2 separate regions of the Homo sapiens genome follow, and region 2 is linked to region 1. A link is a loop called in an ENCODE intact Hi-C map of the cell type or tissue named here. Cell type or tissue: CD4-positive, alpha-beta T cell. All regions are shown on one strand. Each heading gives the region's core, and the rest is flanking DNA. Links, peaks and the distances in the headings are about the cores only.

Region 1 (11,121 bases), core at 2,544-7,543:
AGACTACCACAGTGGAGCAAGCTGAATGAGCAAACACAAGGCATCTCTTGTGTGTGCTGAGGACCATGCCTCTTGAAAGGGCTTTCACATCCATTTTCATTTGATCACAGGTATGTGAGCTAGGCAAGCCCGTGTCAGGACTAGATTTCCTTTTATTTTTTTTTCAATTCTCAGAACATTCTGGATATAGATCTCTATTTTATACATATAGACGCTGTAGCTCAGCAAAATTGAGTAGATTATCAAAAGTCACATGGCTTCTAAATGTGGGTGTGGAATGTGAACTTTGGTCTTCCGATTTAGCCCTGCAAACTATAGAATTTTCCAAGCCACCAACGCTCAGAACTTTTTGACACCTTGAACAAACCAGGAAGGAGACAAGAGTCTCCACCTGCAAAAAGTAATCAAGGGGAAGCAGCCACAGATCTAAATTTGAAAAGAAAAAGGTTATCACAATTGTTAGAGTTTTACAACATGGTCATACCTACTATAATTGGTGATGGGGAATGGATACGTGGCCACTGCTCATGAGAGTGTGATTTGGTGCAAACTTTCCAGAAGTGCAATAGATATTAAAGCCTTAGTTTTGCAAAATTTGTAAGCTAGGAGAAAGTTAGCCAGGCCTTAGAGCCTCCTTCCTGCATGGGTTGTAGAAAGACAGGACATGGGGCTTGCACTCAGAAGCTGCTCAACTAAGGCTGGTTATTTGTCTAGGGAGTCAGGAATCTGATGAGGCCAGGCCAGGGGCCTCTGAGGCTGAACAAAACATTAGCACAGGAGGAGCAAAAGTTAAGCACACACACACACTCATGCATGCACACACATATGCACATGAACCCAATCCAAAATTTCATATCTAGAAAATTTTCTAGATTGGGTAGATTTTTGCTAACAGGGAAAAATTACAAATAGTTAAATAGCTAACAAGAAGTATTTTGTTAAACAATGGGAAACTATTCTGCCATTAAATTGAAGTAGTAGAAAACTATTTAGTGCCACATGAAAGACTGCAATATTATTGATGGGGAAAAAGCAGATTTTGAAAGAGCATTGTAATATTATCATATTTTTTTTTTCAAAAATATACATGTGGGCATATACACAGAAGAGATAAGAAAGAAAGAATACCAAAATGCTAATAATAGTTATTTAAGGATGGTGAGACTATGGGTGATTTTTTCTTTTTCTTTTTCTTTTCTGAGACAGAGTCTTGCACTGTCGCCTGGGCTGGAGTGCAATGGCACGATCTCTGCTCACTGCAACCTCTGCCTCCCGGGTTCAAGCGATTCTCCTGCCTCAGCCTCCCAAGAAGCTGGGATTACAGGCGCCCGCCACCATGCCTGGCTAATTTTTTGTATTTTTAGTAGAGACGAGGTTTCACTGTGTTGGCCAGGCTGGTCTCGAACTCCTGACCTCATGATCCACCCACCTCAGCCTCCCAAAGTGCTGGGATTGCAGGCGTGAGCCACTGCGCCCAGCCTTTTCTTTTTCTTTTATTTCACTTTTCTTTCTTTTTCTTCTCTATATTTTCAAATTGCTTATAGGATGTGTTGCTTTCATAATGAGTTTTTGAAAAAGAAAATAAGAATGGGAATTATATTTTCTATGGGAAAATATAGAGAATTTTAAGCTGATTTCAACCAACCAATGGAAAATATACAAATGAATAATATAGTACTGTGTATCTGACTTTTCAAAGTGCTTTCGAATTCAAGGTCTAATTTGATTTCTGTAATAACTCAGTGACGGAGACTGGACAGGTATTATTATTTCTATTTTGCAAATGGGACAAGTGAGCCTCTAACCAGCCAATTAGTGACAAAACCAGGACGAGATCCAGATCTCCTGGGCCATTCATGGACCTCAGATGAAATCACACCTGGCTTTGAATTTGGACAGCTTACTTTCTATGCAACTTAATCTGTTGGGGACCCCCTGTTTTAGCCCACCCAGAATCCCTTGTCCCATCTTTTGGTCTCAGCACCCTGACTTTTCTTATGAACCTGCCCTTCCTCTGTCGGTCCAGATTCCTGATGGGCATGAGACCCCACCCTGCCTACAAGAGCCACCCTTGGGAAGTGTGAGGATAGTGCTGGAAGAGTCTGCTGAGCTGGTAGGAAGTGGGCAAGAGCTGCTATGGCCTCTTTGCCTCCACTAGGGGATGGATGGGCTTCCTGAAACAAACCCAATTCAGAGAAAAGAGTCAGAGGTGAGGACAGGTGCCCAAATAAGTTGTTGTTGTTTGCATCCCTGGATCCAGATGTGCCTAAAGCTAAAGTCACTGCCTGGATTTTTTGCTTATCCAGGCCAGTGCATTTCTTTTTTTCTTTCTTTTTCTTTTCCTCCTCCTCCCTTTTATCCTCCTTCTCTCCTTTCTTCTCCTCCATTTCTGTTTGTTTTATTTGAGTTGGATTCCTGTTAGTTGTAACCCAACGTCTCCCGATCATTATATTCTTCTGCCTCAGTCTTCTCACCTGTAAAATGGGGATGATAATAATAACAATGTTCTTCTTCTGCACAGGATTGTTGTGAGACTTAGCTGAGTCACCACAAGTAAGGTGCTTGTTACATAGTGAGAGGTCAGTAAATGTTACCTATTAAGGAGTTGGAAAAAGCTGAATTCAGAGAATTTTATCTCCCTGCTGGGGGCGGTGGCTCACACCTGTAATCTCAGCAATTTGGGAGGCTGAGGCAGGTGGATCATCTGAGGTCAGGAGTTCAAGACCAGCCTGGTCAACGTGGTGAAACCCCGTCTCTACTAAAAATACAAAAAATTAGCCAGGCATGGTGGCACGCGCCTATAATCCCAGCTACTCAGGAGGCTGAGGCAGGAGAATCACTTGAACCTGAGAGGCGGAGGTTGAAGTGAGCCAAGATTGCACCATTGCATTCCAGCCTGGGCCACAGAGCGAGACTGTCTCAAAAAAAAAAAAAGAAAAAGAAAAAAAGAAAAAAGAAAGTTTTATTTCCCCTCCCCCGCAAAAAAGAAAGAGATTTCTCCATGCATCAAAATATGAGGAATAGATTCCTATAATGCAAATTATGAGAAAAGAGAAAGCACTGTGTCAGTCAGTTCACCAGGGAGTCATTATTCCAGAATTTATGGCCTAGGAGTCACTGACCTCACCTCACGCCTCTGTCTTTCTCTCTTTCTCTCACTCTCTTGCTTGTGTGTGTGTGTGTGTGTGTGTGTGTATGTGTGTGTTTCACAGGAATTGCGAGAGAGGAGGAGAAAGGGGAGATGAAGTGGTTGGCTGGACAGAAATGGCTGGTTTTGCAATGCAGTTTGGGGAGAGGAAAAGTAAACTGGGAGAAAGTTATCCAGGCCTTAGAGCGTCCTTCCTGCATGGGTTGTAGAAAGAGAGGACATGGGGCTTGCCATTCGGAAGCTGCTCAGCTAAGTCTGGTTATTTGTCTGGGGAGTCAGGAGTCTAATGAAGCCAGGCCAGAGGCCTCTAAGGCTGAACAAAACATTAGCACAGGAGGAGCAACAGTTACACACACACACACACACACACACACACACACACCCATTCTGGCTGGATTAAACAGAAAAAGGTATAATGTAATTCACAGGCTCTCCGATGGGAGGGCCAGAGAATTGACCGTGAAGACTTCCCAGCCTGGAACGATGTCACATGATGAAGGCTGCTCCAGTGGAACACTCAGTGTCACCACACTACAGCACAGACACCATGCCTGGCTTGCACCACTGGTTCTGGATGTGAGATCCTAGAAGCCTCTTGATTGTGCCCTAAACTCTTGCCCATAAATGGATTCTGTGAAACCCTAGCTTGTCCTCTCCTGCAAAGGCAAGTCTCTCACGGTATGTCTGGTGGTCTAAGCTTAGGGTACATGCCTTGGTGCAAGGGAGATGGGAAAGCCAGTGTTGACCTTTCCCTTGGGGAGGCAGGACTCATACTGTGGGAAATTTGCAAGTCACCTGATAGAGTTCAAAAGGACAACCATCAAGTCTGATATATATCCCCACAATAGCATTGCTATATTGGGTGTGTGTGTGTGTGTGTATGTATGAAATAGACAAATGATCTATATCTCAAGGTCCACTTTCCAGGATGGTTTCATCCTTAAAAATCCAAAGAACCATCATTCAAGCTGCCACCAGGAGCAGGGAGCCCAGTTCCCTCATTTGGGTGTCACTCAATACCTCTGAGTCCAGACAACTGTTCCAAGCTCCAGGTACCGTCTGGTCACCCCTTCTCCTTGTGGCTCTGCTTGTTCAGGTCAGCATTGCCCCCATATGTGGGCCCAGGTCCCTTTCTCCCCTTACCCCCGAAATGAAAAGCTGACACACTCTTCAGAGATGTACCAGGCTCATGGATGGATGGACGGATGGATGGGCGTATAGGTGGATGAGGGGGTGGGTGGATGGACACCAGAGGTTTGAGGACAATGGTCACTGTAGCCAATGACACCAGGGGGCAGTGCGGAGCAGCTTTTCAAGGCCTAACTCCCTACACTCTTCCATCAGACCTGGCTGGCAGGGCTTGGAGAGCTCATTTTGTTCAACATTTTCATTTGTGAGGAAGTTGTTGAGGCCCAAGACAGGAATGGCTGTGTCAGTAGCGCACAGCAGCTGAGCTGGCTCTTGATGCGGCTCCAGCACCCTCTGCATTACAGTATTTACATAAGCCCACCTTCCCAGGCTCGGAGGGCCCCCACGCTGCCAAGCCTCCGTCAGCTATCAGTGATTCTGGAGCCCTTCCTAGGAGTCTCATCGGTTGCCGGCTGCTGAACTCAATCAGCATAGAGGAAACAGACAGTCAGAGTTCAGGGCGTTGGCCAGGCTGAGTCATTGTCTTCGCCCCTCCGAAGGGCTGCATGTTAGGGCCCTCACTGGACACCCCTTCCCTAGCCATGTCTTTTCTCTCCTTTTGGAATCCAGATCACCTGGAGGTCATATTTCCCAGGAAAGGAAGGACCCCACGCTGAGAACACATCTTACAATAAATGATCCCTCTCTTCTCAAAATTTACGTCTGTGTTACATCCCCTTTAGCCCTGCTTTTTAATTTCCACTGCCTGTTTCTTTGGGGGCAGTGGGGGTGGAGTGGGGGAGTACCAGGGTGGTGATGGCCCCTCCCACCCCCACCCCTATCCTTATCCATCTTTACAGCAGGCTCCTGAGGACCACGACTTAGATAGCAGAGACATCAAGAGGCTCACTAAACCTCAAATTTCCATTTTCGTTCATTCATCTATTTAATTATTCAACTATTGAAAATATTTTAAGCCCCTCCTATGTGTCAGATGCTAAAAAAAGTCACAAACTTACACTTCTTAAGCCCTTACTACACTAAAGGTGTGACATTTAGTATATTATCTTACACAAGCCAATGAAGGAAGTATTTTATTTATTTATTTATTTTTATTTTTTTGAGACGGAGTCTTGCTCTGTCACCCAGGCTGAAGTGCAGTAGCACAATCTCAGCTCACTGCAACCTCCACCTCCTGGGTTCAAGCGATTCTCCTGCCTCAGCCTCCTGAGTAGCTGGGATTACAGGTACCTGCCACCCATATCATTCAATTCACAAGCATTTTAATGACTGTGTAGTATTCTACTGAAGACATATAACTGATTTACCTCCCCCTTACTGTTGACCTTATATCTATTGTAGAAGTGGTTTAGTGTTTCAGTGTTTAATATTTTCTTTCTTTCTTTGTTTCTTTTTTTTTTTTTTGAGACAGAGTCTCGCTCTGTCGCCCAGGCTGGAGTGCAGTGGTGTCATCTCGGCTCACTGCAACCTCCGCCTCCTGGGTTCAAGCTATTCTCCCTGCCTCATACTCCCGAGTAGCTGGGATTACAGGTGCCCACCACCACGCCCAGCTAATTTTTGCCATGGTGACCAGGCTGGTCTCGAACTCCTGACCTTGAGTGATCCACCTGCCTCAGCCTCCCAAAGTGCTGGGATTACAGGCGTGAGCCACCGTGCCCAGCCTTGAAGGATGCATTGTTATTTTCGTTTTACAAATGAAGAAACAGAGATCTAGAGAAGTGATGTCACTTGCCCAAGAGTGCACAGCCAGTGAGCTACAGGACAGGAATCAAACCCAGGAGGCCACACCCAAGTATCAGACATTTCCTGCAAGTGTTCAATTGTGAGGCTTGCTCTTCCCCTTCAGCTGCACCCCACAGGCAGCGCCAGAGTGCTGAAGCATGCAGCCCCAAGCAAGGGCCAATGGGTGAGCAGGAGTGGCAGAGGCCAGGTTCTGGCCACTGAAGTGTGTTGTAGCTTTGGGACTTTCGGAGTGGAATTCCAGAATGTTCCATCAGGTTCCATTCTTCAGTGATGCATGGTTGCAAAGCTGCAGCTCAGGGAAGAGCCCCTCCAAGGTCACTGAGTTGAGAATCGAGAACCTGAGTCTGCTCCACTGGGGCTAACGAGCCATGTAAGCGGGACCATCTCCCTTTGCTGCACGGGGGCCACCTGCTGCCTCCTCTGTGAAACGGGAGAGCATACCACCTGCCCTGGAGAGCTGTCCTCGAGATGAGATAAAAGCATGGATATAAAAGGGTCTGGAAATTTGGAGGTCTTTGCTTGTATGAATATGTGTCCTTATTATCGCCATGTGACGGGCTGGTGAGTCTTGACTGAGTTTCTCTGGAGATTGAAGCAGTAGTCAAGTTTTTAACATAGGATTTTTTGTTTTGTTTTGTTTGTTTGTTTTTAATGACTGCCACACATACTCTGTCCTAAAAGAAAGAGAAGTTTAACAACAGCAAAATAAGCAGGACATAATCTTGCAAGTAAAAATGGATGTGGTTAGCCTTGGGGAAAACTACACAGTTGACACTTTTCCCATTTCACTTTAAACCAGCGGAGACTAAAGCAGAGGCTGGCCTCTGAGAGCCATTGCTGGAGGGTGGGTGTGGTGCATAGCTCTGTCCTTTCACCTTGCAGCCAAGCTGGGGGCTAAATATGGCACGGGACAGTTGTGTGCATTGAGGAAACTGAGGGATAGAATAGAAGAATAATGTGACTGAACAAAAATTTTTTTTTCTTTGAGACAGAGTCTCACTCTGTCACCCAGGCTGGAGTGCAGTGGTGTGATCTCAGCTCACTGCAACCTTCACCTCCCGGGTTCAAGCGATTCTCCTGCCTCAGTCTCCTGAGTAGCTGGGACTAAAGGCACGCGCCACTATGCCCAGCTAATTTTTGTATTTATAGTAGAGACGGGGTTTCGCCATGGTGGTCACACTGTTCTTGAATTCCTGACCTCAGGTGATCCACCCGCCTCAGTCTCCCAAAGTGCTGGGATTACAGGTGTGAGCCACTGCGCCAGGTCCTGAAAACAATTTTTAAATGCATATTACAAAATAGTGTGTGCAACACAATTCCCATTTTATAAAATACCTGTAGGCATACAGACAGCCCCGGATGTACAGAAAACACACTGGAAAGTTACACAGCACAATCTCACAGGATTATCGCTGTGTAGAAGAATGAAGGACAAATTTATATTTTTCTTGCATTTCATAATAGAAACATAGAACTAATAAAGAAGCCAAAAAAAAAGAAAAAAAAGAGAAAAGAAAAAAAGAAAGTGATGCAAGAGGAATCGCGCAACACTGCAATATCTTGGCCAATGGTCTCCTTGGGATGTGCGGAATTTCAGTAAAGCTACATCTTGTACTGTAGAAAGCTCTTCTGGGCTTGTGCTCACATCCTTACCTGCTGTCTGGCCATTTCTAGGACTGGGCATGGTGCTGGCCATGCAGTACGTGCTCCATCAGTGTGTGCTCAATGGACTGCCTGCCATCCTCGGCTGGCCACTGTGGCTCCTGGCCGAGAGAGGGCCACAGAGAAACACTACCGCTTAAGTAGAAATGGACCATATCAAAATTGCTCTTCTCTCTGAGTTGAACATTTTGTATTTAGGGGCTTTAATTACATCTTTCCTTGGAAGAATGGGAAAAAGGTGATTACCAAGATCCCACTTATCCAGTTTGAGCTCCCGTATTGGGCAATCTGGCCTCATTAAAATAAAGACTGTCTTTAAAACATGGGGGGGAGGGGAGGCGTCAGATGTTGGATCTTCTATTGATTAGACTCCTTGGTGGCAAGCAACAGGAGTTAATAAATTCTGGCCAATTTAAGCTGGAAAGAAATGCACTGGGAAAGATCCTGGTAGCTACCACTGTGGACAGGAAGGCTGCAGAGCCCAGGTGATAAAACAGGCAGGGCTGAGAGCGCTGAGTTGCAGGGACCACTGCTCGAGCCCCTGAGCTTTAGCCCCCAAACAGAACTCACTTGTCTTACTAATATTTATTTATTTATTTATTTGCAACAAAGTCTTGCTCTGTCGCCCGGGCTGGAGTGCAGTGGCACGATCTTGGCTCACTGCAACCTCTGCCTCCTGGATTCAAGTGATTCTCCTGCCTCAGCCTCCCCAGTAGCTGGGACTACAGGCGTGCGCCACCATGCCCAGCTAATTTTTATATTTTAAGTAGAGATGGGGTTTCATCATGTTGGCTAGGATGGTCTTGATCTCTTGGCCTCGTGATCCACCTACCTTGGCCTCCCAAAGTGCTGGGATTACAGGCGTGAGCCACAGTGCCTGGCCACTACTACTAATTTTTTTTTTTTTTTTTTTTTTTTTTTGAGATGGAGTCTTGCTCTGTTACCCAGGCTGGAGTGCAGTGGCGCGATCTCAGCTCACTGCAACCTCTGCCTCCCAGGTTCAAGCGATTCTCCTGCCTTAGTGTCCCAAGTAGCTGGGACTACAGGCTTGTGCCACCACACCCAGGTAATTTTTATACTTTTAGTAGAGATGGGGTTTCACTATGTTGGCCAGGCTGGTCTCGAACTCCTGACTTCGTGATCTGCCCACCTCAGCCTCCCAAAGTGCCAGGATTACAGGTGTGAGCCACCGCTCCCAGCCACTCCTATTATTATTGTTATTGTTCTTTCTACCCCCCCTTGCCAGTCCCCCTACTCCTCAGTGTTCCTCCTTCCCCAGTTACCTCAGCAGTGGGGGGCTGATCTTTTCTGGTCTATTGACTCCTAAGGCCTCCTCAAGGCACTGGGGCTTCTTGAGGCATGGCTTCACCTCTTCTGTCTGTCTGGGAGGAACAGAGTTTAGTCACCCCAGGACTCCAGCGACAGTGGTCAGGCCTGGCCGTCCAGTGTGCGGACATCCCCGCCCTCACAGTTGCTAAAAGGCTGGCCCTTGCTCTCCTTTCTTCATCTCCTCAGGCAAGATTGTCGCAGAAATGAGCTTGAGGAAACTCCCAGGCAGACAAAGTCGGCTCAGTGGAACTCACAGATGGGCCCTGCCCCGTCAATGCCCCCGCTGTGATAGGGTATGTAACTGTCCAGTGGGTTCACCTTGCCCGCTGCCCAGATAGAGCTGATTTATCAAGACAGGGGAATTGCAACAGAGAAAGAGTAATTTATTCAGAGCCGGCTGTGCAGGAGACTGCAGTTTTTTTATTACTCAAATCAGTCTCTGCGAGCATTTGTGGATTATAACTTTTAAAGATAATTTGGTGGGTAGGGGCTTGGGAAATGGGGAGGGCTGATTGGTCAGGTTGGAGATAGAATCACAGAGGGTCGAAGTGAGTTTTTCTTGCTGTTTTCTATTCCTGGGTGTGATGGCAGAACTGGTTGAACCAGATTACCGGTCTGGGTGGTGGTGGCTGATCCATCGAGTGCAGGGTCTGCAAAATATCTCAAGCCCTGATCTTAGGTTTTGCAACAGTGATGTTACCCCAGGAGCAATTTGGGGAGGTTCAGACTCTTGGAGCCAGCATGACATCTGAACTGTAATTTCTAATCTTGTAGCTAACTTGTTAGTCCTGCAAAGGCAGACTAGTCCCCAGGCAAGACGAGGGTCTTTTCGGGAAAAGGGCTGCTATCAATTTTGTTTCAGAGTCAAACCGTGAACTGAATTCCTTCCCATAGTTAGTTCGGCCTACGCCCAGGAATGAACAAGGACAGCTTGCTTAAAGTTTAGAAGCAAGATGGAGTCAGTTAGGTCTGATTTCTTTCACTGTCATAATTTCCTCAGTTATAATCTTACAAAGGCAGTTTAAGGTATGAGGTGGGCTTTGAGGGCTTGAGCAGAAACCGCAATCAAGTGGGCAGGAAGAGCCCGTGAGAAGGGCCATTGCTGCCCTCAAGCCCACAAACCATGAGGCACAGCCACTTCTAACCACATTGCAGGTTTCGGCCTGCCAAGGACTCCCACCTGAGGGGCGTGCACAGGGGCTCAGCCCCAGCCAGGCCCTGTTAGCCATGCCCAGAGCCTTGGCTGCATCAACCCTGGGGAAGGAGCGCCTTCCAACTCATCTGTTCAGGGAAGTCCCTTTTTTTCTAACTTATGTAAAGCTTTGAGTGTGCTAGCTGTGGCCCGGCCTCTGTATCTTGTTTAAAGTAGACACAGTATGATCCCTGCCCTGGGCCCCTAGTGTGTGAACAACTTATAAACAGGCAGCTGCTCACTTGAGTCTTGCTCTTATTTTCCAGCTTCTACTTGGGTTCCTATCTTTTGGTGGATAGATGTGCTATGGACAGTGGAGAAGATCACAGTGCTGGGCATGCCAGAGCACTTGCCCCTTCCCAGGCATGTGTTGCTCTCTCGGGCCTTCCTACCTTTGCATTGCTGTTCCCTTGGTCTGAATGCCTATGCCCTGTCTCCCTGGGAACTCTTGGGCCTCCTTGAAGAAGGAGCCTTGCACCACCATCAGGGTGCAAGGTGGTCTTCCCCGTCACCCCACTCTGGCCTGGCTGAGGTGGTTACTCAGCTATGAATGCTCAGGGCAGTTGGGTCTGGGGATCTGGGAGGGGTCTCACCTTGACAGGATGGGAGGAACAGAGGCAGGAGAGAGACTTGAAATCTTTGCACGAGGGTGAGCAACCTTTGCATTCTGCTCTATAATATATCCTAATTTTGCACAGAGATACCCTGAACCTGCAAAGGCATATGTCTCAGAACTGATAGGTATAGACAGACAGACAGACAGATACATACATACACAGACAGATGGACAGACTCTCACAGGGAGATTTGGAGGTCGAGTAATGAACCAGTAAGCATTTTCATACTAACTTTATAACATTTTTCCAGAGGAAAAATAAGAAAACCGGCTCACACCTGT
Region 2 (7,619 bases), core at 2,604-7,603, 370 kb after region 1:
AGAGGCAGTCTGCAGGCAACACCTCTGGGAAAGAGTTGCTTGTTCTCACAATGAGGCTTCTGAAGAGTGTTTTCTGTTTGTGTAAGGAGGTGGTGCTAGAGCTGCTTCAGCCTCTTGCTGCCATGAGGACATCTAGCCAAACGCATCTTGATTGATAAAACTCATTGGCACCAGCAGACGTAGTTAACATTTTGCAAGCTAGCAACAAATTACTGGAGAATTATATAGTTGTTTCTCTCCCAGAATTCAAGGTAATTAAAAATCTATTCTTAAAAAAGCTTTATTTTTCCATTTTAGAAAATATAATTTACTAATATTATAAAAGCATTATTTCTTATTCCTTCCTGCTTTTCTTTTCAGCAAATGCACAGTATTTATGTTGTGTTAAATGTCCTGTTGATGGATACCTTGAGAATTTAACAACTGAATACTTCATTATGTGTAAAATAAAATCCTAAACCTGACCAATGACTTCTTTAATAGAAGAATCCGGTGACCTCATCTCTTTGTTATCGTATCTGCCACATGGCATACAAATTAACTTTTAAATAATAATTCATTCGTGAACTGAAATGTCCTGGAATCCATCAGTTCATAGCAATGCTGTGTTAGCCAGGGCTTGCAGCCATTCAATTCAATATGAGTTACTTTAATGCAATATCTTTCTAAGGTTCTGTGCACTTTCTTAAGTATGGTCCTTTCAAAAGGCTGCCTGGCATCTTGGTCTGTGATTTTTCAGCAAGGATAGCGGTAGTATTTTAAACAGAACAGCTTTTAAGATTCAGAAATCATTAGCAGGAAAGTGACTTTAATGAAGTGGTTTAGTAGTTCTTATTATCAAAGAATGTTGATTTGGACATCCGCCTGGACCACACTTAGGGAAAAAAGAACTGTCAAAATAACAGGCTAGGTGCTTATGATTCCCTTGGCTTAGAGCTCAGTTTTACCAGTAGATGTCACTATAGTCAGACATTATTTTAAAGCCTCAAAAAGAGAAAGGTAACCTCACCGGAGTTTAAAGGATCTGAGGGGGAAAAAAGCAAACAAGTTCTTCTATAGCTAAACATGTGCTCTTCTTTTTTTAAAAAGCACAGTAGGCATTGAATAAATGTTTACTAAGTGAACCGACAAATAATCAATGCATATGGAATAGTCCGCCCTGAAATCTTTGTGATTGAGTTATGCTCTGATAGGAATCAGAGGAAGAGCTTTAGAGTCTGCAGAACAAAAATGATCTCTAAGATGCAAGCAGGCAGGTACAGAAGTAAGCAACTCTGCCCAGAGTCCATTCGTGAGAAGGGACGTGGGGATTTAAGCAACTCAACTGTGCAGACTGTTGCGCGCCACCCTACGCCAGGCACTGAGCTAGGGACTACTAGAATCGGAGAGGGAGTCGCGGTACATAGAGCCGATGGCGAAGTAAAGCAGAGGTCATGTGTTCTGTCCTCCATCCTGGAGTGGGGGAGGTGCAGGTTTTCCTGGCTTCAGAGGTAGATCAAAGTTCTAAAATCAGGGTGAAGGAGCTGAGAAACAATTCCCATCAGCTCTCCTTCAACACCCTCTTTCCTTTTTTTAAACTGAGGTTTGCCTGCATAAGGCAGAAAGAGATTAGGAAAACAGTTTGCAAACCTGGCAAATTATTCAGAGGTTTGATATATTGAAGATATATGACAACATGTATTACAGCTATTTTGAGCGCTTATTAACTGGTACATTCTGCACCAACTCCATTCTCTGATTTAATCCTCCTAAGAGCTCTAAGAGCCAGGAATTTCTATGTTCCTCATTTTTTGAGATGAAGTATCTGAAGAATGAGGGGGAGTGGGGTTGAGAGGTTAATTTGTCCCGGATCACCCAGTTAATGAGTGGTAGGACCAGGTTCTAACTTAGGCCTGTATGGGGCACTCTGCTGTGTTCCTGCCTTAGTTCATTATTCCAAGGAAACTGACTCTAGTCAGGGTCTGACTACCAGCAAAATCTAGGATCCATGTTGTTTAAGTTGATTTTGCCCCAATCATTCCTTTTTAAACTCTTAGTGAACCATTCTTATGAACAGGGCACTCCGTTTTGGACTAGGAGAAGGGGAGTGTAAAGGAAAGACAGTGGGCTGTCCTAAAAGAATTTATGATTCAGTGGGAGTAGACATGGGGGCATTTGGAGATGGGAGGAGCTTGGACAAGGAAGGTCACCCAGCATCTGCCTTCTCCATACGGCTTAGGAGGGTTTGGGGAAAGTGGAAAAGATTTGGAACAGCTGCTGTAAGGAATGTGCTAGGTTAAATAATGTGTCTGGAGAAGTGAGGGGTATTTCAAGATCTTTCTTTCCACACCTCAGAATTAATGGAGCTTATTTTCTCAGATTTTCCAAAATAAAGTTCACCTCTGGCTAGAGCTCAAGCTTGAAGAATTTCAGTACAGAATTTAATCTTGTCTCTTGAAAAACTGTCAGCACTTAATTTTTTTAATCATGAAAACAGATAAATGATAACACTGCACTGAGAAGGAGGCTAAAACACTTGCTTGACTTGCAGTGTTGATTATCTATCCAATTGGATTTTTCTTAGTGTCAACTTTATTTCTGAAATAAGAAAACAACCAAATGAGAAACATTTTTAAAACCACAAGTTGAAATCCTAAGACAAACCTAACATTAGGGATGTCTGAATTTGTTAGTATCTTCGAGGCACATGGGTTACATTGCCCTAACCCTAGCATTTTGAACAATGTCATCTGCCCACTTTGTGTTTTTTCATAAATATGTAAGTGTTTTCTGGTTGTTTTCATTTCTGCCTCCATTCCACTTTAAATATTTTGTTTAATTATCACATTACATTTTATGTTTAGAAATCCTCTCTTAAAGACATTCCGTCTTGCCTGTAGCGAGGGAGGTAAATTTGGTTGAGTGTTAATTACTAATGGAATTTCTCCAGACTCAAATCTTTCCCCATACACTTTGCCACAGAACAGGTAAAAAATGTTGCTCTGGAGAAATTATAGCATAAATATCTCTAAATCAAGGGCTTAGTAACAAAGTCCACAACTAGTATAATATTTTTTCAGAGTGGCTGTCAAAAACTGTACAAATTCATTAGTAAAGCCCTACACAAGGGGGAAAACGCCCCCAAACAGGAAAAATAAATGGCTAATAAATATATGAAAAAATCAACTTTACTGTAAATAAAGATAAATTAATGGAGCAGTGAGTTCTTTTCACTTTAAGTCAGAGTTTGGGGTTTGTTTTTATAAAAATAACACTTGATATTGGCAAGAGGGTTCAAATTGCCAGACAGCATTGTGGTTGGGAATGTTAAGTTGGTAAAAATTTTTTGAAAAATTTGCAATACATATCATACCCTGTGGCCCAGTAACTATTTCTAGAAGATTTTTCCTAAGGGAAAAAACCCCTGAAACACAGAAACAAATATTTACATAAAGACATTCCCTTTTATAATTTATAATAATAAAAATACAAATAACTATTCCATTTGAGTATATTAGGTTTAAAAAAGCTACCTTCATAGATTAGAATATTATGCATCTTTTCACAAGTATCTTTATAAAGACAGAAGTAAAGGGAAATCCAAAGGAATAGAAATCGTTCTATCATAAAGACATGCACACATATGTTCATTGCAGCACTATTCACAGCAAAGACATGGAATCAGCCTAAATGCCCATCAATAGTGGACTGTGTCAGGAAAATGTGCTACATATACACCATGGAATACTATACAGCTATAAAAAAACAAGATCATGTCCTTTGCAGGAACATGAATGGAGCTTGAGCTCGTTATCCTTAGCAAACTAACACAGGAAGAGAAAACCAAATACCACACGTTCTCACTTATAAGTGGGAGCTAAATGTTGAGAACACATGGACACATAGAGGAGGAACAGTGGACACTGGAGCCTTCCAGAGGGTAGAGGGTAGGAGAAGGGAAAGGATCAGGAAAAATAACTAATGGGTACTAGGCTTAACACCTGTGTGATGAAATAATCTGTACAACAAACTCCCAAGACACAGGTTTACCTATATAACAAATCTGCACATGTACCCCTGAACTTAAAAGTTTTTTGTTTTTGTTTTTGTTTTGTTTTGTTTTGTTTTGTGATGGAGTCTCGCTCTGTCACCCAGGCTGGAGTGCAGTGGCACCATCTCAGCTCACTGCAACCTCTGCCCCCCGGGTTCAAGCGATTCTCCTGCCTCATTCTCCCGAGTAGCTGGGATTACAAGTGCCCACCATGATGTCCGGCTAATTTTTTTGTATTTTTGGTAGAGACGGGGTTTCACCATGTTGGCCAAGCTGGTCTTGAACTCATGACCTCAGGTGATCTGCCCACCTCAGCCTCCCAAAGGGCTGGGATTACAGGTGTGAGCCACCACACCCGGCCCCAAATACAAGTTCTTTTTACAAAGCTTACCAAATGGAGCCACAAAAAAAGAAGTAAAGAGAAATCGTCATGTTATGATATTAAGTGGAAAAAGCAGGAGAATAAATATATAAATAATATAAAGTATATATCTACATATATATAATACATGTCCTCACCTCTAAGATGACTAAATGATCTCTGAGGTCCCAAGCATGATTTTATAAAGTGAAGAGAGCAGTTAGATATCTTATCAGTGTATTGTCATCACATGTTATCAATGTCTGGAATCTATAAAATGATGCCAGTGACACTTGGTACTAGTATGAGGTCAGATTCCCTAGGAGAGCCCCAGACAGAGGTTGAGGTGTGTGTGATTTACTGGGCATATGCTCTTCAGGAAAAGCTCATGAGGAAAACAGACCAGGGAGGGGGAAAGAGGCAAGCAAGGATGCACTTTTTTAAATTTATGTATGTATTGAGACGGGGTCTCACTTTGTCACCCAGGCTGGAGTGCAGTAGCACAATCTCAGCTCACTGCAACCTCTGCCTTCAGGGCTCAAGCAATCCTCCCACCTCAGCCTCCTAAGTAGCTGCCACCACACCAGGCTACTTTTTAAATTTTTTGTAGAGATGGGGTTTTGCCATGTTGCCCAGGTCAGTCTCGAATTCCTGAGCTCAGGTGATCCACCCTCATGGGCCTCCCAAAGTGCTGGGATTACAGGCTTGAGCCACTGCACCTGGCAGAGGATGTGCTTTCAGGAGCATAAATCACACCACTGCATTGTAGGTGGGTCTTATACCCAGAGCAATTCTTGGGGATGGGGAATCTGTGAGCCATTAACAGCCAGGTTCAGTGGCCTTAATTTCTAAATTTTGTTCTCCTGGGTAAAATAAGGTGCCTGAATTAAATCAATGAAGGATCCTTCACGTGGGCCTGGGAATCTCCAGGAATTATATTTAAAATTCAGCTTTCCATGCAGTTTTCTGGGATTCAGGTGCATAACTTTTGTCAGATTCTTTGAGGACAGGGTGACTTCAAGCTTCCTTCCACCCCAGCACTTTGAATAGGAGTGTGAGAAGAGACTTAGGTCAGAGGAGGAAGCTAAGCACTGAATTCTTAGTTCTAGTTTTAGAAACATAATCGACCAGAACAGGGATTCTTTGGTCTCACCTTATCCCAACCCCCATTCAAATTTAGGAAAATTAAAGGCAGTCTCCCAGAACCCACTCAGACCCACTCGCTTTCACAGCCACATCTTTTCAGCTCCGCCACCTCCCGGTGAGGGGGGTGTTATCCTCGTTTTACAGAGGGGAAACTGAGGTGCCAGTGATGTGACTCATTCAGAATCCCACAGCACCCCCTTGTGGTGTGGAGCTATGGTCAAGACTTGCTGTGGAAACCAGTGGCTTGCGTTTCTTGATTTTTTTTTCTTTTTTTGAGACAGGTTCTCACTCTGTCACCCAGGCTGGAGTGGAGGGGCTTGATCTCAGCTCACTGCAGTGTCAACTTCCCAAGCTCAGGTGATCCTCCCATCTCGGCTTCCCGAGTAGTTAGGACCACAGGAGCATGACACCAGCCCAGCTAATTTTTGTATTTTTTGTAGAGATAGGGTCTCACCATGTTGGCCAGGTTGGTCTCGAACTCCTGGGCTCAAGCGATCCATCTGCCTCATCTTCCCAAAATGCTGGAATTACAGGCGTGAGCCACCATGCCTGGAGAAATATTTTTGTTTTAAAAAATACTGTATTTATCTTTCAAAGGTGATACTTTAAAAATTCAACAAGCGAGAAAGTAAAGAAAAGGGAATCCTTCTACACTGTTGGTGGAAACGTAAATTGGTGTAGCCACAGTGGAAAACAGTTTGGAAGTTTCTTGAAAAATTAAAAATATAATATGATTAAAAAATCCCACTTCTGGGCATATATCCAAAGGAATCAAAATCAGTATACTGAAGAGATATCTTCACTCCTGTGTTCACTGCGGCATTATTCACAATAGCCAAGACGTGCAAGCAACCTAAATTTCCAAAGGACAAATGGATAAAGAAAATGTGGTGTATATATACATACAGTGGAATATTATTTAGACTTAAAAGAGAAAGAATCTTGCCATTTGCGACAACATGAATGAACCTGGAGCACATTATGCTAAGTGAAATAAGCCTAACACAGAAGGACAAATACTACATGATACCAATTATATGAGGTATCAGGTATAGTCAAACTCGTAGAATCAGAAAGTAGAATGGTGGTTGCCAGGGCCATATGGCAAAGGAAGATGGGGAACTATTGGTCAAAGGGCACAAAAAATTTCAGTTATGCAACATGAATAGGTCCTAGACATCTGTACAACATAGTGCCTAGAGTTAATAATATTGCATTTTATACTTAAAAATTTGCTAAGATGGTAGATCAATGTCAAGTGTTCTTAACACAAATTATAATGAGGGTGGGAGGAAACTTTTGGAGGTAATTGATATGTTTATGGCATAGATTGTGGAAATGGTTTCATGGATGTATACTTATCTCCAAACTCATCAAGCTGTATGCATTAAATATGTACAGATTTAAAATAAATAAGTAAAGTTGCAGCAACAGTCAGAGAAGATTTTCCAAGGACTGCAATCACATTGCTCTCAGAACATATTTTCAAAGCAAGAATCTGTATAGGACATTGACATCTGGATTTCTGATGCATTTCTTGTATCTTAAATCAGGGATTGCATCATTAATAAACTTCCATATAGTTAAAAAATTAGCAACACAGAAATGTAAAATATAAATGGAAGGCTCAATTCCCCTGACCTTTAAGTAGTAGAGTGGATTCTTCTTTTATTTTTCTCCTCTTTTTTTTCCCATTTTTTTAGAGACGAGCTCTCCTTCTGTAGTCCAGAGTGGACTGCAGTAGTATGAACTTACTGCAGCGTTGAACTCCTGGGCTCAAGCTATCCTCCTGCCTCAGCATCCTAAGTACCTGGGACTACACATGTACACCACCATGCCTAGCTGGATTCTCTTTTCGATAGATACATATAGATTTGTTTGTTTAATTGATTGATTAATTTTTACAAAATGGAATCATATGGTACATTCTGTCCCGAAACTTCTGTCCCACTAGACAGTATATCACGAAAATTTTTCATGTCAGAAGATAAAGACATACCTCATTCATTTGAAAACAATAGTAAAAACAACATGTATATATATTTCAGACCATCAATATGTTAATTTAAACGGCCAGATTAA

What was found. A loop is a pair of places that touch in the nucleus more often than their neighbours do. Peaks named below come from ENCODE experiments on the same cell type or tissue, not always from the same donor. Only the 100,000 strongest peaks of a DNase experiment are listed, where the experiment ranks them.
Region 2: it touches region 1 in a loop (12-fold over the local background); 4 of 110 quality-filtered maps call a loop at or near these places.

The regions. Positions count from the first base shown.
Region 1 is chr10:93,550,528-93,561,648 of GRCh38, forward strand. It overlaps LOC105378436 (a long non-coding RNA gene), which reads left to right and starts at 5,952. Exons shown (of 3, transcript XR_946212.2): 1 at 5,952-6,601; 2 at 9,218-9,324; 3 at 10,490-10,576. RefSeq lists an enhancer at 5,684-6,184. In CD4-positive, alpha-beta T cell, for the core only: CTCF peaks have their summits at 4,423 (motif pointing right) and 4,622; DNase peaks (open chromatin) are centred at 4,454 and 4,794; H3K27me3 peaks cover 593 bases.
Region 2 is chr10:93,915,806-93,923,424 of GRCh38, forward strand. No RefSeq gene overlaps it. Among named protein-coding and RNA genes, the nearest start is that of SLC35G1, 26 kb to the left of the region's middle. In CD4-positive, alpha-beta T cell, for the core only: a CTCF peak has its summit at 5,723 (motif pointing left); a DNase peak (open chromatin) is centred at 5,726.